Regions from separate parts of the Homo sapiens genome. Here region 2 is linked to region 1. The links are chromatin loops, found by intact Hi-C in ENCODE. Cell type or tissue: mammary epithelial cell. All regions are shown on one strand. Each heading gives the region's core, and the rest is flanking DNA. Links, peaks and the distances in the headings are about the cores only.

What was found. Peaks named below come from ENCODE experiments on the same cell type or tissue, not always from the same donor. Only the 100,000 strongest peaks of a DNase experiment are listed, where the experiment ranks them.
Region 2: it touches region 1 in a loop (6-fold over the local background); 2 of 110 quality-filtered maps call a loop at or near these places.

What each region holds. Positions count from the first base shown.
Region 1 is chr3:84,001,743-84,004,546 of GRCh38, reverse strand. The region is part of intron 3 of LOC105377188 (a long non-coding RNA gene); the gene reads right to left. Among named protein-coding and RNA genes, the nearest start is that of LINC00971, 870 kb to the left of the region's middle. In mammary epithelial cell, for the core only: no CTCF peak of the experiment used is centred there; no DNase peak of the experiment used is centred there.
Region 2 is chr3:83,932,722-83,935,525 of GRCh38, reverse strand. No RefSeq gene overlaps it. Among named protein-coding and RNA genes, the nearest start is that of LINC00971, 940 kb to the left of the region's middle. RefSeq lists an enhancer at 149-1,348. In mammary epithelial cell, for the core only: a CTCF peak has its summit at 1,161; a DNase peak (open chromatin) is centred at 875; H3K27ac peaks cover 2,434 bases.

The sequences.
Region 1 (2,804 bases), core at 39-2,538:
ACCCAACAACTGCAGAATATACATTCTGTTCATCAACAAATGGAACATTCTCCAGCATAGATGATATGATAGGCCACAAAACAAGCCTCAATACATTTAAGAAAATTGAAATTATATCAAGTATTCTCTCAGACCACAGTGGAATTAAACTGGAAATCAACACCAAAAAAAAAAAAAATACCCTCGAAACCATGCAAATACTTGAAAATTAGATAATCTTCTCTTGAAAGATTGTTGGGTCAATAATGAAATCAAGATGAAAATTAAAAATTCTTTGAACTAAATGATAATAGTGACACAACCTATCAAAACCTCTTACAGCAAAAGCAGTGCTAAGAGGAAAGTTTATAGCATTAAGTGTCTACATCAAAAAGTCTAAAAGAGCACAAATAGATAATCTAAGGTCACACCTCAAGTAACTATAGAAACAAGATAAAACCAAACCCAAATCCAGTAGCAGAAAAGAAATATCAAAGATCAGAGCAGAACTAAATGAAATTAAAACAAACAAAAACAATACAAAAAATAAATGAAACAAAAAGCTGGTTCTTGGAAAAGATAAACCAAATTAATAGACCATTAGTGAGATTAACTAAGAAAAGAAGAGAAAAATCCAAATAAGCTCAATTCGAAATGAAATGGGAGATATTACTACCAATACCACAGAACTACAATGTATCATTCAAAGCTACTGTGAACACTTTGATGTGCACACACTGGATAACCTAGAGGAGATAGATAAATTCCTGTAAATTTACCACCCTCCTAGATTAAACCAGGAAGAAATAGAAACTCTTAACACACCAATAACAAGCAGAGAGATTGAAATGGCAATAACAAAATTGCCAAAAAAAGAAGTTCAGAACCAGATGTATTCACGGCTGAATCTATCAGACATTCAAAGAAAAATTGGTACCAATCCTACTGAAACTATTCCAAAAGACAGGGAAAGAGGGAATTCTCCCCAAATCATTGTATAAAGCTAGTGTCACCCTAATTCAAAATCAAGAAAGGCCATAACCAAAAAAGAAATCTACAGACCAAAATCTTTGATGAACGTAGATGCAAAACACCTCAACAAAATACTAGGTGAATTCAACAGCTTATTAAAAAGATAATTCACCATGATAAAGTGGGTTTCATACCAGGAATGCAGAGATGGCTTAACATATGCAAGTCAATAAATGTAATACATCACATAAACAATATTAAAAACAAAAAATGTATAATCAGCTCAATGGACACAGAAAAAGCATTTTACAACATCCAGCATTCCTTTATGATTAAAACTCTCAGCAAAATCAGCATAGAAGGGTCACACCCTAAGGTAATAAAAGCCATTTATGACAAACCCACAACCAACAGTTTACTGAACAACAAAAAAAAATTGAAAGCATTCCCCCAGAGAACTGGAACAAGAATATAATGCCCACTTTCACCACTTCTATTCAACATAGTACTGGAACTCCTATCCAGATCAATAAGACAAGAGAAAGAAATCAAGGGTTTCCAAACTGATAAAGAGGAAGTCATTCTGTTGTTGTTCACTGATGATATGATTGTATAGCTAGAAAACCCTAAAGACTCATCTTAAAAAAAAAAAAAAGCTCTGATAAATAAATTCAGTAAAGTTTCAGGATACAAAAATCAATGTATCTAAATAAGTAGCACCACTATACACCAAGAGTAACCAAGCTGAGGATCAAATCAAGAACTCAATTCCTTTTACAATAGTTTCAAAAACAAAATACTTAAGTATCTTAGGAAAATACCTATACAAGGAGGTGAAAGACCTCTACAAGGAAAACTACAAAACATTGCTGAAAGATATCAAAGATGACACAAATAGATAGAAACACATTCCAAGCTCATGGATGGGTAGAATCAATATTGTAAAAATAATCATACTGCAAAAAGCAATTCTACAAATTTGATGCAATTCCCATCAAATACTCTCATTGTTCTTCACAGAATTATAAAAAAAAAAATCCTGAAGTTGATATGGAACCAAAAAAGAGCCTGCATAGCCAAGGAAAGACAAAGCAAAAACAAACAAAAAACACAAATCTGGAGGCATCACATTACCTGACAACTATACTACAAGGCCATAGTCATCAAAACAGCATGGTACTGATATAAAAATAGGCACATAGACCAATGTAACAGAATAGAGAACTGAGAAATAAAGCTAAATCTAGTCAACTGATCTTTGACAAAGCAAACACAAACATAAAGTGGGTAAAGGACACCCTATTTAGCAAATAGTGCTGGGATCATCATCAAGCAACATATTAAAGAATAAACCTGGATTCTCATCTCTCATCTTATACAAAAATCAACTCAAGAGGACCAAAAACTGAAATATAAGACCTGAAACCATAAAAATTCTAGAGGATAAAACTGGAAAAACTCTTTTAGTCATTGGCTTAGATAAAGAGTTAATGACCAAGAACCCAATAGCAAATGCAACAAAAAACAAAGATAAATAGATGGGACTTAATTAACTAAAAAGCTTCATGCTGCAAAAGAAATAATCAGCAGAGTAAACAGACAACCTACAGAGTGGGAGAAAATTTTCATGAACTATGCACCCAACAAAGGACTAATATGTGAAATCTACTCCAGGAACTCAAACAAATCAACAAGGAAAAAGAAATTCCATCAAAACATGGGCTAAGGACATAAATAGACAATTCTCAAAAGGAGATATACAAATAGCCAATAAACATATGAAGAAATGCTCAACATCACTAGTTATCAGGGAAATGCATATCAAAACCACTATGCGATACCACCTTACTCCT
Region 2 (2,804 bases), core at 150-2,649, 69 kb after region 1:
AGGCCTATCCCCTGAAACCATTGTGCCTTCATAAGCCTCAGGGCCTGTGATGAGAGCAGCAGCCTTGAAGATCTCTAAAATGCCTTTAGGTTCAATTTTACCATGTGTGAAATTGCACCTGCTTCTTTTCTATCCACACCACACCCTTGGTTTCCTCTCCTAAAGACATTTTGTTTTACCCTTTACGTGGCTAGGTTGAAACTTTTTCGAATCTCTCCACTCTGCTTCCCTTTTTATTTATAAATTGTTCTAAGTTATTCTTTTGCTCCTGAATCTCAGTATAAGCAGCCAGAAGTAACTCTGTATCTCCTATAATTTTCTTAGAAATTTCTTCTGCCAGACATCCTAGTTTTTCACTCTCATATTTGGCCTTCCACAAAGCCCTTGAGCATCCACAATTCAGGCAACATATTTGCCAATTTATAACAAGCGCAGCATTTACTCCAGTTTCCAATACGATGTTCCTCAGTTCCATCTGAAGCCTCATCAGAATGAAATGGACTCATTGCCTGGGGTGACACCCAAAGTTCATAGTCTCATGGCTGAAGAATTCAAGGAGGCAGACACACCAGGGGTGATATCAGAGCAGAAGCAGAAGTTTAACAGGTGAAAGAAAGAGGACAGCTCTCTGCAGCAGGGAGGAGTCCAGGAAAGGATTGCATTTTTCACAGTTGAATGCACAGGCTTTTATAAGAAATCAATGAGGGCTGGACATCTCATTTGCATAAGGCACAAATTTCTGGTAACTCCACCCTGTCCTCCTAATGTGCATGAGGGCCTGTAGCTTGAGTTATTCTATATTGCTTTGTTCCCCTTACTGTGCATGTGTCAGAGGAAGGAATTTGTTATTGTGGGCATGTCTGGGCAAGTCATCTGAGTTGCCTTTTTTATCTGTGTATCTGTGGGCACATCTTAGGCAAGCGTCCCTGTGTAAGTTTCCGTTTTGTGCCTGCAGGCTGTTCTTTTGTTTGAAAGAATTCAACAGAGGACCCACCCTAACTGCCTACCTGATCAAATTTTTTCCTTTCTCCTCTCTCATTTCCTGCCTCAGCAGTGGAGATCCTAATTGCTGTTAGAGGGAATGGTATTAAATTCTAGCTACTTCCTCTTGGAGAGGGATGTAGTGTAGGGGAAGAGCAGCTAGGGTTCCTCCTAGTGTTGATTTAAGTGTCCTCGGAAGGAAGGCACACCCATGTATGGTTACATTTGCATCACCATTTAGACCTTGATAGCCTTTAGTCAAGGAAAAGCAATTTAGGTTATTAAAGGAAATGTATTAAAATGAAACCAGGGGGAGGTAAGGACAGCCTGAAAATCCCAAGGCTGTCGACATGCCCAGATAACGGGTGACTATAGTTATTCCTGTTAAGATTTGGGTGCATGGGGCTTGGCTTTGGTTAACTTTTTTGGTTTTATTTCCCAAACAAATAAATCTCTGAGTTATGGGCACCATATATACTCTCATCACATCAAAGGATTTGCAAGATAATTGCCCATAAGTAGAATAATGGTAGAGGTTTTTACATTACCCATCCCTTTTTGTTTCTTCTGAACTACAACTGGAGATTGCTGGTGGGTTTACAGAAATAAGCAGAGTTAGTCTAAGAGGTGGGCAAGAACTTAAAAAACAACCAATGAGATTTAAATTTAATGACAAGCATAAAATAAATTTTGAAACATATTTTTTTTTTCTTTTCAGTCCTCGTTTTTGTTGAATACAAACCATGATAGGACTGAGTTGTTTGCAAAATAAAATTTAGTCGTATACTTGACCTGATTATTTGCATAAAGTACAGCAAGAATAATTATTTTTACATAGTTTTTTTCAAATTAGCTTTGATGGAACTCTGTACCACAAGGAATCTCAGATAAGACTTTTCAAAGCCAAGCCCAGACATGGGTTTGTACTGTCAAATACCTATGAGTTGGGAGAATGCCTTTTTTTTTTTTTTTTGAGGTTCCAAGAACATGGGGTTCCTGGCTCTGTTAAAAAGTGACATTCTTTACTCAGCACAGGTTAGGAACCCTGTACAGAGGCTGTGTAGACATGGTATGAAGCCAGTTCTCTCAATGGGCTTTTATTGGCTTTGCAAGTCAAGCTTGATTTCCATAAAGGGAAGCACATCCGTCCAGCCACAGCCTTGGTCAAACAATCAGTTTCTCCAATTGTGTCCTGTTGCAAAATAAAATGGATTCTCATTGCACTCATGAAAATAACAACATTGCCATAAGTTAAGAATCAAAACTGTAGAGGAACCAGGCAGAGAGAAACAAATATACTCCAAATTTTGTTTACAGGAGTATACTCAATTGTTAAAAGTAGATAAGTTAAAAGTTTCCTTGACTCTGAAGAACAAAACAAGGATTAGCAACGTTTCAAGCCGACTGAAGAAAGATTACTTTAGATTTCTATTAGTTTAGTTCTTGCAGTTAACTCTTATTTGACATTCAGGAATATTTCAGCTCTTCATGATTCCCGTACATTTTCCTTTACTCCCATGTCACAATTTCCAAAGTTATCAGAAACCTACATATTAAAGCACCTGTCAAAGTCCTATAGCTGATTATAAACCATATTTTGTAGGGGACTAAAACAAGACAATAATCATGTTTGAATGATGAAATATCCAGGGTAGTTACACTTAAAAATGTGATGGACAAATCTGTCTATTTTTATGTTTTACAATAGTTTAACACAATAATTTTAATTATGATTGATGGCATATACTCAGACATTAGGATTTTAGACATCCCATATGATTTTGAAACATATGTTAATATTATTCACTGAAATATAACCTAAA